Regions from separate parts of the Homo sapiens genome. Here region 1 is linked to region 2. Evidence: chromatin loops called from intact Hi-C (ENCODE). Cell type or tissue: Caco-2. All regions are shown on one strand. Each heading gives the region's core, and the rest is flanking DNA. Links, peaks and the distances in the headings are about the cores only. Region 1 holds the start of LOC124908054 (a long non-coding RNA gene). Region 2 overlaps VSNL1 (visinin like 1).

Region 1 (11,784 bases), core at 1,228-9,227, 52 kb before region 2:
ATATTTGAAAGGGAGTGGGCATTGAAGATAGAAGGGGAGAAGCCAACGGAGAAGAAGAGACTGAAGATGTGGAATGAGAGGGTGTGCAAGTGAACGAGGCCAGCTTCCCAGGCAGGGAGTTGATGGGTGACTTCTCTCTGAGGCTGGGAGGAGAGTGAGAGTCCTGAGGGGAACTTGGGGCTTTGGCTTCTGTTTCTTGCAATCATCCCATTTTCTTGTGGGGATCCACCCTGCCTGATCTCAGCTCTTGGTGTCTGGATGGGGCATCCCCCCAGCTCCAGGATGGAGCACCTGGCTCTACCTTCAGCAAGTGATACCTTTCTCTCCTTGGTCAGAGTGGCTGGTGCAGGGGTGGGAACCCATGCTAAGACAGTCAATCAAAGGAAAGCTACCGAACCATGCATCTGCTATTGCATGCCTGCCAGGCTCCAGGCTGGGTCTGGGTTCTGGGCATGCAGCCGTGAGGGCAGAGCCTCCTCAGAGAGCTTGCATTCTGCCATATATTCCACTCAACAAGTTAATCTGGGGCAGGGACAGATGTTGGGACAAAACCCCTCTTGGTAAGGGTTAGATTGCTTTGGTGTGAGGGTGGAGTGGGCATATTTGGGAAGGTATGCAGGAAGGAAGACCTCTCTGGGAGATGGGATAAGACCAGAGATGGGAGCAAAGTGAGGGAGGAGCCCCCAGAGGCCAGGGGAGGGCATGCTGGGCAGAGAGAGAGGAAGTGGAAGGCCCTGAAGTGGAACCGGGCATTAGAAGAAAACCAAGAAGACCTTCACATTGGGAATGCAGTACGCAGTGGGTGGCGTGGCAGAGGAATCCTGGGTTACTCACAAACACAATGGGCAAAGCCTGCTTGCTGTGGAATGACCAGAACCTGGAAGGATGTCCCGGGAGCCCCTGACAGCCTCGGGTCCCCACTAGGCGCAGCTGGAGTGAGGCAGAGCAGAGATACACCAAGTGCCAGAGAAACAGCCCATGACATCCTGTGTGCACAGTAAGACAGGTTCGTGGGAGATCCAGTAGTGAGTGAATGGCAGATGACAATGCCACCGTCACGACAGTACGGGCCCCATGGCTTGGTTCTGGGACCTCCCCAGCACTGTGCTGCAGCGGGGACAGAAGCAGGAGAAGTCCAGGCGTGGTGTGCAGCTGGCAGGGCTCGAGCAGAGAGAGAAGAAGCCACTAAGGCCTGCACCTAGGAGGCTGCCGTGGGGTCTCCTTCTGTGCCCACCACCCGCCAACCACACCCCGGGCCTCACCTCGATGATCTCCAGCATCTCCACTCGGGTGATCTTGCCATCACCATCCAGGTCATACATATTGAAGGCCCAGTTCAGCTTCTGCTCAAAGCTGCCCCTGGAGGTGATGGACAGAGCGCAGATGAACTCTCGGAAGTCAATGGTGCCGTCCCCATTCTTGTCGAAGGTTCGGAAGGCATGCTGGGCAAACTTGGAGGCGTCTCCATAAGGAAAGAACTGCAAAGGAGAACACGCGCAGTCAGGTGTCGGGAGGGGATGGAATCGGGGCGACGAGGTAGGTTCCTAATGACGGCATCACAGGTGCTCCTGGGCGTTGTCGGAGCCTCACCCATTGGAGAGCAGTTTGGCCTGACTGTCAAGGGCAAGGGCAGGCATTAGGGGAGGCTTTCTCACAGCAGGTGCTCAGGTACAGGCATCTCATTGTTTCCTGTGGGTGAGGCTGGTGACATGTGGCTTTCAGTTGATGGGGCTTGGAATCGGTCAACAAGCACCACCTGATGCTAGTGTTGCAGCATCTCAGCTCACTCCCCCCAGGAACAGGACTGAGGCAGACAGCAGTTTCTCTCCCCACACAGGTGGTGCTACACGAACTTCAATGTTCCTCTAGATATGAGAATCTGGCTTCATCGCTGCCCAGTAGGGCCAGAGGGAGGGTGCCCAGACCTGGTTTCTCCTGCCACCAGCCCTCGTCCTGGGCCCACACTTATCCCCTCCCTGGGTGAGGTTCCAGTTTCTAACTTCTTTTTGCAGGGACTTTTCTTTTGCAGAACAGACATTTAAAACTCATTAAAAATAGAACATGACTGGGCTTATTTTTGAGAGACATAAAGAGGTTTCTTCACAGAGCCAACTGTCACCAGGGGTGTGTGGGAGGCAGAGAATGGACACAAGGAGGAAAGGGAAGCATAGACCACAAGGAGGGAAGGCCATGGGGAATCAGTAGGTGGTGGCCTCAGTCCCCTTGGACATAAGCCTAGGCCAGTCACAAACAGCAGGTAGTTCTGATAATTAACAAGGAAGAACTGCAAAGCCCCAAATACAACCAAAAACAAACCATGTGCTATTTTAAAGCAGAGAAGTTACGTATGTATTTCTGGATGAATAAATCTGGGTTCTGGGCTCTATAGGCAAGCACTACAAGGTCTATAGAAGATTACTGAGGTTGCTCATTGATATCCCTTTTCCTTCGTAAGTTTTGCACCTGCTAAGTGGACCAGGTGAGCAGCCTTCATACAGATGGCCTCTTTGCCCACTCTGGGCTATCTACCTCGAGGAGCCCTCGGTCCGTCTTTCTCACTGTGCATCCTGACCTGGGTCCTGCAGAGCTCTGCTGCCCACTCCTCCTGCACCTAGAAGCACATTGGAAGGTAGAAAATTTCCCTCCAGACATAAGATATGCTTTAACACAGAAGGATTCTATACATGGGGCCCAGGGAACAGCCAAGCATTCCAGGAGAAGGAAAGTACCCATTACTTATATTTTGGTAGTACCCATTGCTAGGCACAATGATCTGTTCCAGAGACTATTCCTATATAACAAATCACCCCAAAAGCTAGTGGCTTAAAATGACAACAATCATTTTATTATCTCACGAAATAAACATTTGAGACCCATTTCTTTTTTTCATCAAACATATCTTTTCCTGGTTACAAAGGACAATGTTCTCTTATGTTCCCTCATTCCCTAAACATATCTTTCACTTCTCTTATCCTTCATTTTTCATTATTCGTCAGAATTCACTGCGTTCTTATTCATGTCGGGCCTCGTCTTGGGTGCTATGGACTCAGAGAGCAATACCTCGAGGTCTCTGTGTTCCGAGACTGCACAGTTAATGGGGGGACTTTACTCAAAATTGACTTGGTCATGTTACTTGATAAGAACTAGAACAGAGGAGAGGGCAAAGTATTACTAAAGCTCAGTAAATGAGCTGTTAGTTTCAAGGAGGGAGTTGTAGAGGGAAGGACTTTCCTTCTTCTTTGAACAGCTCAGCATGACCCCAGCCCCTCACCCCCCAATGCTACTTAGGTGCTTGGTACCTGAGGACAGGCTGCCAGGCGCTGAGTTTTGAACTAAACAATGTTGAATCTGAAAACTTCTAAATAGGCAAGTTTGCTCCTCCTGTGCCTTATGCATGAGTGGTCCTGGTCCCTTTCTAGAGGGTACTTTGGCTGATGTGTTCATCTGCCTTGTGATTAGGGGCCTGGGTGGGGCTGGCACCTGTGAACTGACTTGGAGTGGAGCAGAGCGAGCCCCTGGACAGGTTCCCAAGTCCCCTTAGTGCTGTTTACCCGCCAGCATTTCTATGTGCAGTTGGCATGAGACCAGTGGGCACGAAACCTCCATTCGTGTAGGTTTCTGGCACTGTAATGCTTTAACTATCTTATGTCTCACAGCCTACTTTTAGGTTAAGGGATAGTTGACAGTTTTATCTAAAAATAACTGGGCACCTTGGGTCAGTATATTAAAAATTAATTTAGGTCTAAAAAACCTTGAGAGAAAAATCAATTGTAAATTTTGAGCTATAAAAGTTACATGTGTCTTGCAGAAGGTCTATATACTGACTTTTACAACCAACATGTTTACTTTAGAACTGAGTGTGTGCTCAAGAGCCTTCAAATTTCTGGAGGGGTTGTTTCCTTTAGGAAATTTATCCTATCATGTTCTGAGTGCTTTGAGTTTTTCTAACTAGGGACATGCTCCTTATTTTGACAAAATAATTCAACTCTAGATGGATCATCACAGAGAAATGAAGCTGCATTCCCTTCAATTTCTTAGGAAGAATTCAGGGTCTTGAACTCAGATTTACTTCTCCTGGAGGACAACAGGGCCTGAAAAGCACAGTATTTTTCTTTTTTTGCGTACTCTTGTTCAATTTCTTTTTAACTCAATGTATTTTGTTTCAATTCTTGTATTAAATTTTGACATGGAAGTAATATTCGATGGCAGTAATAATCTATAAATAATATGACAGATACAAAGAACTTTGAGGTTGAAAAATTAAAAATGTATATACACACTCATATGTATATGTATATGTGTGTGTGTATGTGTATTAGTGTTCTCTCACTTAATTTTCATAACAAAATCTGACATTGTACTTTCCATTTTGTGGATGAGGAAGTGGAAGCCTAGAAAGGTCAAAGGCATTTGCCTAAGATTCCTGGCTGTCTGCAGCAGAGGCTGGATTTGAATGCAAATCTGTCTGACCGTTTCTGCCACACCTTGAGATTTATCTTAATCAAGTGTTAGCCGAGGAAATAAACTTAACTCCACATTTGATGAAGCAACCAAATGTGTTGCATTATGTAATTCTTAGCATCCATTGCCTCTGAAGCTTGAAATTCTCTGCTCTGAGTATTTTCGCCACCTTCTGGCAGCACATATGTACTGCAAGGAAATTACTGAGATTCTAACTGAGTTATTTTCTGACTCATTCTTTAACTCAACATTGAGAGCAGCTGCTATGTGTCAAGGACAGTGTTAGGTGCTGGCAATAAAATAGAAGAAAGACATAGAGCATTAAGGAGTGGGGGAAAATAGGCATTAATCAAACCACCATATAAAGAAGTATAAAATTTTACTGTGATAAATTACAAGTGTATGGAGCTGCAAACAAAAGTAATGGACATGATATTGTCAGTTTGAAGCTTTAAAATATTCGCATGTGGTCCTTTCCCCCCATCCTAATATACAGGCTGCTGACAATTCATTGTTCTTCATCATAGCCTAGAGTTTCAGAGTCTGAGACTTCTTGGGATTACACAGACCTTGACTGCTCCCGGTTGTACTCCATACCCTGTCCCTGAACCGAACAACCTGCAGAAGAAAACCCCAGGAAACACTTGAGGTCTTTTCTTTCCCCAGGCAGACAACAGGAGTCTTTGCATGGTTTAACCAGCTTCCTCCTGGCCAGGGCAGGAGCTTTTTCTACAGACAGTGGGCCCCACTCTGCATTTCTTTCTTTTCAGTAATCTATCTAGTTGTGAATATCAAAATGTTTGTTTCCTCTAAGAGGTGGTGCATGAGAACCAGACACATTAGCCTCTGGGCCTCCAGGGCCCCACCCAGCGTGGGCACAGAAAGGCTGAGTGATGATCTACAAACACTGTGCCTCTCTCCAGTGACACATTTCCTCTGCACCCCTATCCCAGCCCTCCCCAGCACCATTGCTGCCTGGATAGCTTATCCTTCCAGAGAAAATATTGCAGCATTTCCCACATGAATCTCTCCCCTCCAAAGATCCCTGGTTCACTGCCTCAATGTGATGGAGGAGGCAGCTCCCCAAGAAGTTCTCCAGCCCAACCTTTGGGTGGGGGTGGGGTGGGCACAAGCAAGGCCTTGGCCAGGACTCACCCCTGCCCATGCAACAGCTGATGTGCTGTGTCAGGAGGGGTGGCAGCAAGGCTACTTCGGAGGATGCCTCTCTCCAGGGCTCTGCCCAAGGCCCAGCTCCTGGCTAACACTGGGCAGCCCTCAGACCTCAGAATAGATTTCTGCCCATTAGTCTGCTGGAAATAGAGCTCTTGATAGGAAATAGGGCTTCAAAAAACCAGAAGAGTATTCTTGGACTGCTCCGCTGCTCACAGTCTTGGAGAGGTCTGCCATCCAATCCCGCAGAAGACATAGTTGCTTTTAAAACACCCTCACTTGGGTCAGTTTTGTTTCTTTTGTTCTCAAATTTCAAAGGCCTATTTTGCCTGGCCTATGAATATACAAATACAATCACCCTGAAATACAGTTGCTCAACCTCCAAGGTTATCTCCCCTTACCCTGCTGGAATTAGCTAGTGGCTTCTAGCCTGTTCTGGATGACCTGGTCTTGTACCTACCTCTTCAGGCCCTGCTACTGAGACAGTAGTTATTGTTTCATGAGTGTGTCTCGTGGAACAAGGCTCTAAGCAGGTCCTTCTCACAGGCCACCCCAGCTGATTCTTTCAGCAAGGGTAGGACTTGCAGGAGGGTCATTTTTCTGGGGTAAGTAACTGGCATGAGGTCACATCACTAAGGGGTGCAGGAGGATCAAACTCAGTGCCATCTGAGTCAAAGCCTTGGCTCTTCCCAGCACCAACTGCAGTCTCCTTCTCCTCCCACACCAGCCCTGCAGACAGACCCTCGGCCTGTCTCTTCCGGGGTCTTGACCTTCCTTGGCTACACTGTATCTCAGAGGCTCCCTAAGGGGCCCCTCGTGCACTGTCAGGCTGCTCTTTGCTTTAGGCCTACTGGGCTTGTCTACCTTCTGTGGGAACCACCAAGGACAGGAGCTGTTCAGATGAGCTCACCTCTAACTCCTTGTCCTGGGGGCTGAGGCCTTCACGTGGGGTGGTCGGGCCTTTCCAGCAGACCTCCTGCCGATGGGCAGAAGGTTAGTGTTGGGGTCTCATGTGCCCTTAGATGCTGACCATATGCCTTTGAGAGGTCATTTGATATTTGGTTTTGGCTTTCAGCTCTTCACATCCATGAGGCCTCCCCCAGGAATAGGACCCCATTGTAGTGGTACATTCATTGCTTCCTAACTTTCCCTACACTGAGGCCCTTCCATCCATCGTCACCACAGCTCCAGGGGAAATTTGCACACCCATGTTTGGTCAAGTTTCCTTCCCACACCCGACAATAGCATCTAATTGTTCTCAGAAGAAGGAACGAGACTGTTTCCAGGCCTCAGAGACCTTTCTGTGTCTGGTCCCCACCTCTGTGTCCAGCTTCTGGTCCCCCGGCTCCCTTGTCCCGGGGCCGCTTTCACTCCCTGGGGCCTTGCTGGCTCTCCCTCCCCTGCCACAGTCATGGGACCATTGCCGTGCTGCTGCTGTGGTCTGAAAGTTCCTTTGCTGACCTTGGCCCAGTGAACCCCTGTTCCTTCTTTAAACCTTGATTTGGTCTGGGTCAGACCCCTGTTACACACATGCATGTCACTGTAGGGAACATTTGTTACAATTGTGAAGAAATGTTCACAGGATTGTGGATTCGTGCCCTTTTTCCCTAGTAGACTGTAAGCTAAACGGGGCCGAGAATGACCTGGTTTTGCCATTGCTGTAATCTCTGGTGCCTGGTACAGGGCCAGGCACACAGTAGGTGCTCAGTAAATGTCTGCTAAATGAACAAGTGACTCAGCAAACAGATCGTTTCGAGGCCTTGAGAGACAGGGCAAATCTACCCACTGACCAGTAGAAGGGTTGAAATGTGCTCTGGAAGCTGCCTGAAGCCGGCTGTGCTGCAGAAGGCTCACCACTTGGCCTGCAAGCCCATTCGCATTACTACTTAAGCAGATGACTCATGAGGAGATGAATCAGCCCAGAGCAGCACTTGCACTTTAGTCACATGGATGGGAAGACGAGAGACATTTTCCCTTAATTAGAAATGGTGAGTCCAAAAACTGTTTTCTGCCAAAGTTTTCATTCAACAGATACTCACAGAAGCCCAACTGGTGCTGGGCTCCATGCTGAGCTTTGTGAGGGCAGGAGGGAGAGTGAGGAGAGGCAACCACGCATAAGAAGATAGAAGGTCTGGTCTCTGCCCTCAAGCAGATGTGATAAGCCAAAGGTAGGTGCAGCCTGACACATGAGCTCCTTCCACATGTAGGCTCTCCAGAAGGAGGTTAAGGACACCCTCGCCCACCCCCACCCTCAAAGGGTTCTCACAGATCCTAAGGTTGCTTCTCAGAGCTGCCCCATCCCTTGTCCTCTGGGTGACAACTTCCATTTTCTATCATCACTGCTTCTTCAACATTACAGTCTTTATTACAAAAGGTAGCCATTATTAGCCTGTGATTCTCGTATAATTACATCTATTTGAGAATAAAATTACTCTTGAACTAAATTTCTAGAGAAGGGGCTTTCGCCTCCCGGGACAAGATAAGCAATTTTCACTTATGTCTTAGGCCAGATCTCTCTGTTTACACAGACTGCCCCAGAAAGGTCATGAACTCCCAGAGAAGTTCTGCTTTTTTATAAAAAATGAGAATGAGGCAGTAGAAATCCAACCTCCTTACCTTCCAGATCTCCTTCACATTAGAATGCTCACCGGCTGGGCGCAGTGGCTCATGCCTGTAATCCCAGCACTTTGGGAGGCTGAGGCGGGCAGATCACAAGGTCAAGAGATCGAGACCATCCTGGCTAACACGGTGAAACCCTGTCTCTACTAAATATACAAAAAATTAGCTGGGCATGGTGGCGGGTACCTGTAGTCCCAGCTACTCTGGAGGCTGAGGCAGGAGGATGGTGTGAAGCTGGGAGGCGGAGCTTGCAGTGAGCCAAGATAGCGCCACTGCACTCCAGCCTGGGCAACAGAGCTAGACTCTGTCTCAAAAAAAAAAAAAAAAAGGAATGCTCACCATGGGAAAAGCCAGAATCATCTCTATGTTAAGGATGAAATTATATTTTGTTCTTCATTGTATCCTTACTGCTCTCGAATAAGGCTCTGGTATGCTGTAGGTGCTTTATAAGTGCTACTATATTCGGATGGGTAAAGGAAGCAATTTACTGCAGAGGAAAAGATGCTGGTTGAGTGACAGAGTATCTGGGTGTGACTAAGGTCACGTCATCTTGTCTCTTGGGACTTTCGTTTCCCTGGATATAAAATGACGGATAAATCAGATAAGCTTCAACATTTCATTTAGCTATAATATTTTATTTAGTTTTTCTGATTCTGGAAGTAAAATTTTTAAAAAAGAAGGGATGTTACTTTCATGACTTTGGATTTGTCATTGACCAAAGCACCTACCATTCCCTTTGTATCTAATGTCCTAATTACAGGATCAAACTTCGAAGGGTGAATCTCTCTCTTCTCTTTCTCCCTTTCTCATATTTCTATCTCTATCCCTATGTCTATGCATAAGTCTATGTCTATACAACTACATCTAGATCATATCTGTTTCTCTATTTCCATCTCTGTACCTATAAGTAAGTTTAAGTATCTATCTCTGGTCTCTCTATCCCTATTTCTATCTCCATTGGAAATGTCACAGACCCTGAAGGGTACTTACTGATTACTCAGACTTTAAAATCAAATGAAGTCTCTTTTTATTTCTGTCTAATACACCATTTGCACTATAAATCGGGTCAATGGCATTTTGATTTTGGGTAGGGGATTATTCTAGTACTTCTCTTCCTGGTAAATATTGAACCACCAACCTATTACTCTTTGTTATGAAACTAGGATGTCAATAACAAATTACACTTTGGAAATTGTGGTGAGTTTCCATTTAGAGCCAGTCTGCTAGACTGGAAAGATTGTTTTTATTAATTTTAAATGGCACTGAATTTGAAACTAGGCAAGTGGTGAGGATCTTTGAAGGTGCTTGGTAGTAGCTTGGTTGCTGTGGGGAAAGCTAGAATGAGACCACTCCCTTCGTACTGTCTTCACTCGCTCCAACTGAAGTGGGTAGAACAGCAGATTTCACAACTGGTTCTAAAACTTATTTGATCTCCCTACCTCCTCCAGAATAAAGTGGTCTATCCAAGATCGATTCTCATTTCACCCTGCACCCAACTCATTTCACAGCGTCATGGTGACAATGATGAGAACACTGAGCCTGGCTGCATCTCAATTAGAACCCTACTGGAATGCCATTGGCCACCAGGTCTGGAATCGTGGGGAGAGAGCTATTATAGCACAGCTGGTGACAGCAATGGCAGCCAGAGCCAGGCATGTTCTATCTGCAGAAGTTGAACACATTTGATACAAAATTACAGCTAGATAGGAGGAATAAGTTCTAGTGTTCTATGGCACTGGAGGGTGAGTATTGTTAACCATAATTTATTGTATATTTCAAATAGCTAAAAGAGAGGATTTTGAATGTTCCCAACACAGGGATAAATGAGGAAATGAATATGCTAATTACCCTGATTTGATCATTACACATTATTTACAGGTATCAAAATATCATCTGTATCCCACAAATACGTACAATTGTTATGTGTCAATAAAAATAAAAGAAAAAAAAAGAAGTGGAACACATTTGTCAGAAATGAACAAGTTCAGGATCATTGCCTAAGAAGGTGGGGCTTCTGTTTTCTGGAGGAGAGGAAGCTTCCTACCAACTCTAACATGTTCTCCTAAATGTATTCCTGTCCTGCGTTACTGCAATATCTTTAACTTCTCCCCAAATTATATGAGCCCCACATGATCCCATCTCTGCCACCACAGTTATAGGATAAGATCTGGTTGCAGACTAAGAAACAAACAAAGGAAATGCATCATGTAGAGAAGTAAGGATGCTATGCTGTGGTGGAGAGTGTGAGCTTTGGGGTTGGATGGGTCTGGGATTGAATATCAGTTCTGCAGTTCACTACATGTGGGACCTGGTCTCGGGCAAAGGATTTTTAATCTTTTCAAAGCTTTAGTTTCTTTTCTTTTCTTTCTTTTTTTTTTTTTTTTTGAAACAGAGTCTCGCTCTGTTGCCCAGGCCAGAGTGCAATGGCACGATCTTGGCTCACTGTAACTTCCTCTGCCTCCCAGGTTCAAGCGATTCTCCTCCCTCAGCCTCCTGAGTAGCTGGGATTACAGGCATGTGCCACTGCGCCCAGCTAATTTTTGTATTTTTAGTAGAGACCGGGTTTCACCGTGTTTACCAGGCTGGTCTCAAACTCCTGACCTCAAGTGATCTTCCCGCCTTGGCCTCCCAAAAGTGCTGGGATTACAGGTGCAAGCCAACACACCCAGCCTTAGTTTCTTCATACAAAAAATGGGACAGGATAGAGGAGAATTGGCTGCTGGGCTGGGACCTTTGGGATTTAATGGGGAGGACATTGGAACAGAGTCAGAATGCCCGGTATTGGGTTCCAGTTCTTCCACTATTGAACAGTAGTGTGCCTAGGGGCATTGGGCTTCCCTTCTTTGGATGACCCTGGTAGCAAAGCTGTGAGGATTAGGATGATGTGTGTAAAGCACACACATGATGTGCACACAGTGTTGGGCTCATAATAGGTATTCAGCCGATGAAAGATGCTATTATTATTGTTGTTATTATTTTAGTTTCAGCAAGGCTGTGTTCTGTGTATGAGCCAATAATACGAAAACTAAGGAACATTTAAAGAGTACATATATTCTTTAAAGGAAATGACCAGAAGAGGAAATGATCTTCTTTCATTCTTTTATAGAAAACAATATATTGAGTGATCAGTCAATCATCATCCACTATGTGCACCATATGTGGCAGATACTAGGCAAGGTGCTCAGAGAGATGCAGAAAGGCAGACACTGAGGCCAGGATCTGCATGTGGTTAGGGAGGCAGAGAGAGGCACACCCAATGTTAATGAGCAGTGCAAACCCAGCCAAGGCGGCTGAGACAACCAGTGAGAGGAAGGTGGATTTCACCTTGCAGGATGTGTAGGATGCATCCTGGTATACCTGTATCTTCCTTTTATTACCGTCAAACCCAAACAGAACCTTGGTCATCTGGAGTCCAAATTTGCTCAAAACCAATATTTCCATCGAAGCAATGCATTTTGCAACATGAGATGTTATGAGGAGTTAAAGGCCTCCCTCTCCCCTGAAGGGCAACTGGGGCAATAGATCCCTTCACCC
Region 2 (11,784 bases), core at 1,293-9,292:
GGGCCTACACAGCCCCTGGCACATAGAAGTGCTCAGGAGGACTGCAAAGCAGGGGCTGCGTTTTATCCCACTGGAGACTCCCTCTGCATTAGCGTGGAGCTATAGACAAAATAAAGCTTGATTGGTGGGCCATAAATGAATCAGTCAAACATCATCTACATAGTAAAAACCAATTTAACAAAACAAAGCCTGGAAGCTTTTATTTGTATTCTTATGCCAGTGAAGTTTGTTTGAAAGTATAACTTAGAAGGGGATTTTGCTGCATTTGTCTTAGTGCCAATTAAGACTCAATAACCACTGTTATGGAACCTAGAATGTTACGTCTGCCAATGGTTAGAAACACTTTTAGTGACTCTTATCCTTTCTTGGGACTACAGAATCCTCAATGAATCTGATTAAAGCTACCCCAAGAGAGTTTATATATAAAATTTTACTTGCGACTTCAGTGTGGGCAGAACTCCTGAAGCCTATTTAAACATACTTCCAGGTTAAGACCTAGATTAGTGTTTTTCAAAATGTCACTTATAGATTTTGTCCTTTAGAACCACCTGGCAGGTCTTACTAAGAATACAGATATTGGGTCTCTAATTCCAGTGAACTAGCAACCTGAGGAAGGGGCCTAGCAATCTGCCAACTGAGCAGTCAACCCAAGTGATTCTGAGATGCGTTACAGTTTGAAAGCCACCTACATAGACCAATGTTTTCATTTGCACAGATGCTGAACTTAGAACCAGAAAAACAAAGGCACTTGTTCAAATCCCACAGCAAACAGTGCAGACCTTGATTATATATTTTATTTCATATTCTATAAGACAGAGGTTATGCACCTAAAATCCTATAATTATTATATGTTTGTGTACAACTTTAGGAAGAATGCCTTTTATTCCACGTAGTAGGTTTTTAAGCCCAGGGGCACAATTTAGAAGTAGAATTCTAAAACCACACAGAGAATTACAGAATGTTTTCATAATATCTATTAACTAGAAAAATATTTCTTATTCTATTAAAAGATTTTTACCATCAAATATTTAGGTGCTGGTCCTATAATAACATTTATTCTTATTTTGTTTTAGTACATATTCCTGGGTAGTTGTATCAACAAAATTTTGGTGAGTAAATTTGTATTTTCAATGCCTTAGGCCTGGAAAATTTCTCATTGAAGGGAATTCCACCAGTATATTTTGTTGTAAAAATAAAGATGGTTTGGTGAAGTGAAAAGCATTACTCAAAAATAAGATGATACACCAATTCCTCCAGGCTCTGAGCTTGCTCAGGGCAATTGAAGGCAATGCCCAATAAACTGTCTGTCCCACAGAAAGCACAGAGAAAATGGGTCTCAAGTGAATGAATGAACCAATGGATAAGCCTGCTCTTAGCTAGAAAAGCTGGAAGCATGTTTTCTAATGAGCAAAATACAGAAACTCCTCAGGAAATGACCACCTAGAGGGACAGGGAATGACTTGGTAGGAACTCTTGTTATATGCAAATATATTTTATTAAAATTCAAACTGTTAAATCAATGATGATCAAATTGGACTCTAGGGCTCTCTCACCTGTCTCAGGTGCACCTGTCAGTGGCCTAAGACTTTTCTAAGAAGAAAATTTGGAGCAATGGCACAAGCTGAGGCTCAGGAGAGGTGGGCCAGAGCCCAATAGAACAACCCTTGGGTACTCAGTGGCCTCTGAGGACCTCTCCCCTCATCTGCAAAATAATAAGCAGTAGAATTGAGGAAGGAAGTCTCCTTTCTGGAGGAGGGGCATGAGGGTCAGGACATTGAGAGATTGGTAGGAAATGGTAAAGAAGGCCTTAAGTGCCATCTTCATCCTATCTGGCAGCGGGAGCTGGGGAAGGGTTTGTGCTTAGGGGACACAGAGTTCGGTGTCTAAGAATCCAGGATGGGAATAGGGATGACACTGCCTCATAGTATGTCCTGCCATGACCACTGCCCCCAAACCCACAAGAATACACGGTAGACATCACTATTTGACTAGGGCACATTTTCCTGTTGAAATTTCATAGAGTCTCTCACCCTCCTCTGTGCACCATTTGGTGCTGCCATCGTACGTGGCCTGTGAAATGAAACTTATTTTCATCCTGGCTGTGTAAGTGTAAATGAGAGGATCGTCAATCAGGACAGCAAACACAACTTTTGATATGTCATAAATAGTTTTCATTTCCCTTCTTTCCTTTAAGACTCCGCTATGTGAGGTGATAAAACGGGTCTTATTATTTCCACCTTATAGACAGGGAAACAAATTCAAACTGGCAGAGATTTGGTAAATGTAACACAGCTAGGAATGACTCTCACATCTGTCAGATTCCAAATCCCATTTTTTTTAAACAACTCTGTGACTGCCTTTTCAACTGAACCTAAACCAACCCAAATGTTTCCTGATGAAAATAATCTTGAAAGTCAAACTCTAAACATAAATTAAAATCCACTTAGGGCTCTTTGCAGGATTCCTCTAGGTTTGTTTCTTGATTTCTTTGGCTTTGATGTCACAGTGGCTAAGCAAAATAGCAATGGCACCAACTCTCCAAGGTAGAGGACCCTGGGATGGAGACACTTCTTCCCTACACACTTGCTTGCTCTTCCCCTGGGTTGATTTTCTCATTAAACCGTGGCCAATTCTGTGAAAATACAGTTAAAATTGCAAACTGCCCATCTTAATTTGTGATGGATTGGCAATCAAAATGATTGTTGAAAATAGGAAATTCCCTTGGGGGGTGATCAGGTACTTGGTTCTTGGTGACAAAATTCAAACGCTTTCTTCCCAACCTATCAGCAGCAGTGCTGTGGTGGGGATGATGAAACATCTGCTATGACTTCTGTGGCCAGACACACAGAAATCCCTACGTGTCCAGGGAGTTCCAGACATCTGGGACAGAAGGCATCTTTCTATCAGATGTAGAGGGCACAGAGAACGCATGTGACAACAGAGAAGGAATAAGAATTATATTCATTTGCTCAGGCTGCCATAACAAAGCACCACAGACTGGGGGGCTTAAATCAAGATATTTATTTTCTCACAGTTCTGGAAGCTGGAAGTCCAAGAGAATGTGTTGACAACCCAAGTAGTGCCCATCAAAGGGAAAGTGGAAAATAAACAGTGGTATATTTGAACAATATAACGTTATACAGCAGTCAAAATACTTGAACTGTAGCAACAATAAGACATTAAAAAAGCAAGTCTCAAAAGATTCTAAAGTAAATACAAATTTTAAAGAATGCACTTTATAGGATTACCAATAAATGTAGCTTCTCTCCCTGGCTGGTAGATGACAGCCATCTTCTCCCTGTGCCTTCCCGTGGCCTTTCCTATGTATGTCTCTGTGTCCAAATTTCCTCTCCTAAAGACACGTCACACTGGATTAGGGCCCACTCTCATGACCTCATTTAACTTTATTACCTCTGTAAAGGATCTGTCTGCAAATACAGTCCCATTCTGAGGTACTGGGTGTTAGGACTTCAACATATGAATTTGGGGGAATATTATTCAGCTGATAACAGGCAGCAAGCTTGAAAAGGGAAAGAGCTATCTGCTAGGGGACAATTTTGTTTTCTAAAAGGTTAATAGAAAAGTCTTCCTCTCATCACTGCATTAATTAACTTCTTGTTTTAATATTCCATTTTGAAATCAACCTCTCTGCTTTCTACTCTTGCCCTACCACCAAACATTTCTGTCATTACACATTACATTGTGGTGAATCACATCTTCCCAACTTGCCTGTGAAATTCGGGAGGGCAGGCAGGACTGTCCCATAGTCACTTTTATATGCCTCCATCACAAGGCTGCCTAAGAAGGAGATGTACAGCCAGCACTTATTACATTCAGGCAAGAAATGCTTACCCACACTTGCTCCGTGGCAGGCCCTGTGCTAGCCGCTGGGTCTTAACATTGATTGAAATGAGGTGACTGTGTCTTCATGACTAAAGAGTGAAGCCTGCATCTAGCTGGGAGGGACCATGTTCAGATCTGTGTTTTACAAATCTCACTCCAGCAGCTGTATGGTGGATGGGCTGGAGGGTGTTAATGAGGAGCTGCCCTGGGAGTTTGGCTGAGAGGCAGAGCTATGTGCTGCAGTGGGAGTCAGCATTCCTGTCTTTGAAGTCTGTTCCACATTCAGTTTGTGTTGCTGGGCAAATTGCCTCATTTCTCTAAACCTCAGTTTTAAATGCTTTTAAAAATATATCTGCTGAAGGAGTTCCTTCACATTTGGAATGCAAGGGCTTTTAAAGTTGGGAGACTGTGGCCCCTGGCCTTGCAGCGGAGCCACTCCCATTATCCTGCTCCTCCTTAAACACTCATCAGAACTTGTTTTTTAGCAACCGAGTTGACTTCCTCCTGGAAAGGGAAACGGGTCTGGTAGCAAGAGGGGATGTGCCAGGTTGACTGCACACACAGGAGGGCAGAGGCTGCAGTCAGCTTTGCTCCCTCAGTTGCATCCCAAGATGCCTCAATCTCTGCACCAAAGATAGAAGGAATCACTGAATGTGCCCATTCACCAGGATAATGACCGTGTCTTGCTGAATATTTGCATTTTTTTCCAGAAACATTAAAAGAAGCTTTTTCTCATCAGCCCATCTTCTGGGCCTATTACATAATCCACATCTTTTTCCAGGCTTCTCCTTTCCAGCTTATCAGATCCGCCTTTCTTTTTTCTGTGTACGTGGCATATTTCTGCTGCGGTTTTTTTCTGTCCTTGGACAACTCTAGAAGGAGAAAAAGACTGCCTGCTTTCTATTTGATATAAGAGTACAGGCAGAGTTGGAATAAGAGTTTGCCAAAAATATAGACCTAAGTTCAGAAAGTCATATATTCCCCTCCTGGAATAAAAAACCCACTCTAGGAGTGAGATGGGGAGGTGGGAGATGATTTTGGTGCATATATATCAGTTGTACCATAAAACGCCAAGGCATGCTTAATGTTTACATGACCCCTCACCTTGAGGCTGGTGCTTTTTCAGTGCTACATACTTCCAGTGTGTAAATAAAATACCTCATTTCCTGCATTTCAACTATTTCTTCAAAGGCAATACCCCTCTCATTTTAAACAAATAGTGAGGAACGTGGCACACGGTGCTCTCTTAATCATAGGGTGACAGCTTGCATGGCCTTTAGTGATATGAAAGTGACTTTGAAAAACCTTGTTTGTCTGTACTTTCTTTGTGGTTGAGAATAGAGAGAGTTCCAAGGCATGGACTAGCCCCTAGGTGATAAAATAGAAGACATGACATTGAAAACTAGGGAGAGTAGTATGGTTATCTAGGAAATACATACTATCCCACTTCTCTGCAAAAGCAATAGACATCAATTGAGTAATAGATGCACTTTCTCAGCACTTCTATAGAAAAGATCTTGGCATGCTAATAATTGATTACCCAGATCTTCTTAGAAATGTCACAGTGATCGTATAAAATGCACACTACTTATTCTGTTGATTAGTGAGCTTTTAATGATGCAATAAACACTTGCAACAGTTATGACTTTGAACACAATATATATCTAACCACATGGCCATACCCCCAATTTCATCCCTTGGTCTTCCCCACTTGAAGTAACTTTTCGTTTGAATCTTGGGTTCATCACTTCCCTGCTTTTCTTTTTATATGATTTTATTGCATTTATTGGTAATCCTATAAAACACATTTTTAAAAATTTCTATTTCCTTTAGAATCTTTTGAGACTTGCTTTTTTAATATCTTAGTGTTGTTACAGTTCAAGTATTTTGACTGCTATATAATGTTATATTGTTCAAATATACCACTGTTTATTTTCCACTTTCCCTTTGATGGGCACTTGGGTTGTTTCCCAGTTTTACCATTGTGAATAGTGCAGCTATGAGTATTCTTACACATGCCCCTTCTTGTACAGTACAAGAATGGAATTGCTGGATCATAGGTTATAGAAAATGTTCAGCTTCAGCACATAATGATAATGCTTAATATTTTATTCAATCATTTCACATACACATATATACATCTGGGTGATTCAATATTGCTCAAATCAACATTTGCTAATTAAATGATATAAAGCAATATTTTTCTATTTGGTATTTTAATCAGAAAAAGTTTTAAAAATGTATTTCTTTCACTTGTGTAACATTACATAAGTATACACGAAGTGGAATGTCTTAGATCAGCCCAATCTAGAACCAATACAACTTGTAGACTCAGACAAGCCAAAACAATACCACTGCAGTAGAAATTGTACCTTTTATGGGACTGTTCTGTGTAATGTTCAGGGAAAGTTTAGCTTCTGAGTAGTGTACAGTGTTGAGTTATTGTCTATGTTGTAGACATTGCTGACCAGAGATACGCTACACTCCCCCACCCCTTTTCTAAATGTTCTGTTGTGGGAATCTGGGTTCTTATCTGGATACAGGAGTATCTTTTCTGGTAAAAAAAAAAAAAAAAAAAAAAAAAAAAAAAAAAAAAAAGAGAGAGAGAGAGAAAAAGCCCTCTTGTGTACTTTTTCTTTAACTGGGAGAAGTACATATACCTTTAACAGGCCAAATAATGCTGTAATTAGCAAACTGTCAATAATTATCAGCAAACACTCTTCTCTGAGCTTTTTATGGTTCTTTCACCAGATGCTGTCATTCCTTGAGCTCTATTCAGTGCTTTGATTTAACAATTACTCTTTTTGTTCAGAAATTGCTTATTTTGGGAACAACATATATACATTTGCATTTTTAAATGTTAATTTTTCTTTCTGGATGGAAAACAGCCAGAGTTGAAACAAACTAGCTACTTAGAGTTATAATTCCATGTGAGGGTACAATTTCATGAAGGCCATAGTTTCTGGCCTAAGGAATAAAAACAAGGTTGAAAAACAACTTACCTTCACATAGAGCTGCTGAAATTCCTCGAGATTTAGCCTCCCACTTGGACAGTCCTTGAGAAATCCTTTGTACCACTGCTTGAGTTCATGCTCATTAAACTCTGTGCTCTTCACCAGGTCCTCCATCACTTCAGGGGCCAGTTTGCTATTCTGCTTCCCCATCCTGCCTGAAGAAAAGCAAATTAATTCAATTAGCGCTGTGGCTGTGATCATTTCAAACTTGGTTAGGAGCCAAGCTAGAGTTCTGAGCAGTCCCATGGTCGGAACTCCCTCCAGTGTGGCTGATGCATATCTTCCCAAGTCTGCCTCCTTCTACTTGGTATTCTAGAAAAATATATGAGTGAAATAGACTCTTCTGACAGTTCCAAGGGCTGTAGCATTCACTCTTTACCTCATTGTGTCATCTTTCATATGGTGTTGACTCCCAAATGGAAGGCAACCATCCCTTTTTATGCTATTCATAGTAAGCATATAGAAGTTGTTTTTCTTTTCCTTCTACAAATTACACTTTATTAACACTTGCCTCCCAGGTGTTTAACTCTACATTTAGTTTAATGGGATACTCAGTGGGATTACTGACAAGAACAATGAGAAGACTTTATAACTAAATGATCAGTAAGTGGCTTGGAATATCCAATCAGCAATATTAAGGAGTCTCAGTTGGTCTGGTTCAAGTTGGAGCTTTTTTCCCCAATAAAAACAGCTATTTCTATTAGTCACACTAATTCTCTATTTCTCCTCTCATAATTAGAAAGTTCGTACAACATTGTCTTCAGAGTTGACAAAATCTTAATGGTTTTCTTCTAGGGATTGGTTGGGGAGTTTTTGTTGATATTATTCCAGACTGCTATTATTTCTGATTTTGAGTTAAAGTAATAGTGCATAAGATAATGTTACCTATATCCATTAAGCACCAGGTTGTGTGGCCAACATCACAGCAGGGAGTAGGGAGACAGAGCAGGCTTGAGATAATTCCTGATTTTTCTTCCTGATTTGGCCAATTACTACATGTGTTACTTAGGGCAACGTTAATTAACTGCATTATCTTCAACTTATTCATTAATAAAGCAGACATAATAATGAAGCTCTTTCAGATTCATTGTGATGGCTGATTAACAAGTAAGTAGGTAAACAAAGGCCAAAAAAAATTCCAAAATTAAAATAACTGCAGGAAAATTAAAGATAATTTTAAAATTTTCCCTTTAAAGTTGCTTTATAATAAATAATAATAAGACTATTGCTAATAATAATAATAAAAGAATTAACACATAAATTAACCCCAGATTGATTTAAAAAGTCAAGTTAAACTTGAAAATTGGAAAATTTCCAGAATCTGGAAAGTGCCAGATGATCTTTCAAATTCAGTTAAAAGATACTGAGTTAGGGTTGAAGAATTAACCAAGTGAACCTAGTCCTTCACTGTGCTTGAGACAAACTCTCTTTCAAGCTGCAGGCATGTCTACACTTGCAATAGCCTGGAAGGGGTAATCTCATCACATACTTTATTGTCATGATTTTTTAACTTCTCCTAAAACAGATTCCACACCCATTGTCAGTAACCTGCCCCAACATTGGCCAATTCTTTCACTGTAATGAAACTAAGCCACTCTTGCTACTTCCAGGGAAATTTCCACTCAGCACAATCTCGGCAGCACAAAATGCAGTCAGATGATACCATTAAGATGGCCATTTACCCTCCAAACTCGTCAGCATGAGAAAAGGGCCCAGTATCAGCAACTCTTCCCTTTGTCATGGGGCTTCTCTACTTATTTTTGCTCTGAATTCAAGTTCCAAATCTCTTATAAGCAACTGTCTATTAATTATAAGTTACTGTGGAATTCCACAGCTGGGTGTGGAAATCAAGTGGGTACTCAGGTGTCAGGTTTAATTAATGTGAGTAAGAAAACTCTAATTCATGGTTATCCTGAAAATCAAAAGATGTATTATTGTGAAACCTTTCAGTACTTTACTTTGGTTTTTTGGTAGAGAATTACAAACCTTCATTCTTAAACTAGAATCTCACCTAAGAAAAATAGCTATTTAATATTGAGTGCTGGCGATGGAGAAGGCACTTAATGGAACACCTCACAAATTTCATCTCCTGCTCAGCAATCACCGAGCAATCAGGATTAGGGGAGCTCCCTGGGGCTCAGAACGCTTATGGTAACTTGTATAAGAGCATACAATTAATGCATGGCGGAGCTAGAATTTGAACCTGGATCTATAGGACTCCAATGTCCAATCATAGACTGGTGGATGAAAGACATTTCAGGAGAAGGAACAGGAAGAGCGAAAGCAGGGAGGCTTCAGAGAACTGAATCAGTGCCTAGAGGGGATGAAAAAGGATCACTTTGCCAGCCTGGCTGCCTTGTTTGGAAAAGACTTAAATTTACCAAACCACAAGCTCAGAAGTGACTTTGTATTAAAAACCACCTCCCCCAAGTGCCTTTAGAAGTTCAACAACGTATCAGCTTCTTTGTTAGGCAAGGAAGCTTGGCTTCTCCATGGGTCACTTGTGATGTCTTAAACTGTTCCAGTTGACTTTGGAGAGGGTGGTCTCTTACACACACAGGAAATATTGTCAGGACTGTGAATCACAGTTTGGAGACTCAAGTGCATAACTTCATGCTTCTTGTATGGGTCTGCACCATCACTCAGGTGTGTTGGGCAATGGTTGAATCACACAGAAAGTCAGGTTCTGGCCTGGCTCAGAATGGCATTGCCACTGCCCTCATAGGCCTCATCAGATCTTGCCTTGATTAAAGATTGGCCTCCCCACTGGGCTACCTGACTCCAACCACTCTCCTTCTGCACAGCTGCCTGAGTGAATTTCCAGAATACAAACCTCATTGATCTACTCTCTAAAAGCCTCTGTACTTCTCCTTAGTCTCCATGATGCAACCTCATCTCCTTAGCGTGGCTCAGGTCCTGCCTACTTATATCCTCGTTTTCTGCCAATCTGTCTTTTCTCATGTGTCAGTGATTATAAACTATTATAGATTCCAGGATTGCATGCTTCCACACTTCCATGGCTCTGCATATGCTGTTCTCTTCTCCTAGAATGACTTCCCCCCATTTTCTGCTCAACAGACTTCTTCCCCTTCTTTAAATAGTCTCAATTTACACACCACCTCCTCCATGAAACCTTCGTGGACTCTCCATGGCAAACTTAGGCACCCATTCTCTTAGGTATCTCCCTTTCCTTGTAAAAGCTTCCATGATCATTATGTATTTCTCTACTGGATTGTTATTATGGTTTCTTGAGAGAGAGGACTATTATTTATTTATTTTTGCCTCTTGGTAACTCCTATTAGGTGCTCAAATAATATTTCTTGAGGACATGAATAAATAAGGGGTCTGAGATATTTGGTATTTTTTTTCTGAGAAAATGTCTCATAATCTATATATAAGGAGAGTCAATGCATTCACAAGTATAAATATAAAATGCAGTTGGCAGATGGGAGAAATATTTCATTTAACTGCATGGAAAATATTCAGCCCTCCTGGAGATTGTCTTCATCATTAAAATTGAATACCTTGCAGGTGGGACCCATGTCTTTTATCTCAGTATCTTCAGTAACTGACATAAAGGTGGTGTTTAGTAATGTGTGATAAATGAATGAAAGTGTAGTTAGATTAATACTCTCCACCTATAGTCCTTTTGCTCTGGGCTGCAGTGATATGGGCCAAGCAGTATCTTTCATTATGGGACCAGCATAACAGAAAGAGTACAAACAGTACATTTTATCACATTCCCAATAAAGAGATTCCGCTACACCATATGAGGGGGAAGCAGGCTGGCTCTGTCTCTAACTTACTCTGTGATCTTGGCCAAGATCCTTTCCTTCCTAGTTACTCCATTTCCCCATTTAAAAAATGAGGAGTTGGACCAGATGATCTTTAAGGCCTTTCCAACTCTACCATTCACTGATTTCCCACATAGGTTTTGTAAATATGAAAATATGAGTCAGACCTCCTATTGGCTTGTCTCAACACATGCAGGCTCTGTGGATTCTTGACCTGAGAACCCATCAGCATTTAAGTGTTTATTACCGAAGAAGGGAGGGGACAGAAACCGGAGTGTATTACTTTTAAGCTGGGATTTCAAGCTATAATATTAAAGCCAGCCCATCCCCAAACCAAAAGAATTTCTCACTGCTTGTGTTGTCATACAGAGAAGTTCAGTGCTAGGCACAAAACAGGACTGGTGGAAGGGCTTTGATGGACAAGAGAACTTCAAATGATAGAGCCCTTGTGGAGGAAAGCACAGTTTCACTTAATGGCAAATGATGTCCAGAGAAGATGGCACTTTTGTACACTAATTTACAAAAGGCTTTTGTGCAACAACATTGACCCATATAAACTATTGACCCCTTTTTTACAGCATTAAAAACAGTATTTTTAAAAACTGTAAAAAAGAGATTATGATTGTTTCCTTTTTACTGATGAGAACTTTGAAGGCCAGAGAGATTAAGTAATTTACCCTAGCTAAACCAGCTAGTAAGGGCTTAGTAAAGAATGCATGCAGTTCTCTCGCACCCCACTGCTTTCCTAATAGAGGCCATCATCTTCTCTCACCTGCAGGATCATCTCAAAGATACTGCAACTACCTCCCAACTGGTCTTCCTGTCTTGAGTTTCGCTCATCTCTCATCCATTTCCTACCCTGTCTTGATAGCAGGTTCCAGAGCAGAAGAGGCAGAGGATTTAAGAATGCTCCTAGAAGAGGACCAGGAGAACTTCGTGGATGTGGAAAGGGCCTACAAGGGAGCCAAGAAGCACCCATGAGCATCTTTTTTCCATAAGCCCTTTGGGTATTAAAGAGGATTGAAACAAAATATATGTGTGTGTGTGTGTGTGTGTGTGTGTGTGTGTGTGTGTGTGTGTGTTGCCCTCAGCCTGTCTCTTACCTACTGTATCTAAATCCAGTCTTCCAGAAC

Evidence for each region. Hi-C counts contacts between places; a loop is a spot of excess contacts. Peaks named below come from ENCODE experiments on the same cell type or tissue, not always from the same donor. Only the 100,000 strongest peaks of a DNase experiment are listed, where the experiment ranks them.
Region 1: it touches region 2 in a loop (2.0-fold over the local background); 3 of 110 quality-filtered maps call a loop at or near these places.

Annotation. Positions count from the first base shown.
Region 1 is chr2:17,639,104-17,650,887 of GRCh38, reverse strand. VSNL1 (visinin like 1) reads right to left here. Exons shown (of 4, transcript NM_003385.5): 3 at 1,263-1,478. It overlaps LOC124908054 (a long non-coding RNA gene), which reads left to right and starts at 1,418. Exons shown (of 2, transcript XR_007088658.1): 1 at 1,418-7,799. RefSeq lists an enhancer at 5,904-6,691. In Caco-2, for the core only: a CTCF peak has its summit at 4,632 (motif pointing left); a DNase peak (open chromatin) is centred at 4,630.
Region 2 is chr2:17,587,298-17,599,081 of GRCh38, reverse strand. It overlaps VSNL1 (visinin like 1), which reads right to left. Exons shown (of 4, transcript NM_003385.5): 2 at 6,846-7,012. The coding sequence starts at 7,007. Among named protein-coding and RNA genes, the nearest start is that of VSNL1, 52 kb to the right of the region's middle. RefSeq lists an enhancer at 8,288-9,225. In Caco-2, for the core only: no CTCF peak of the experiment used is centred there; a DNase peak (open chromatin) is centred at 5,001.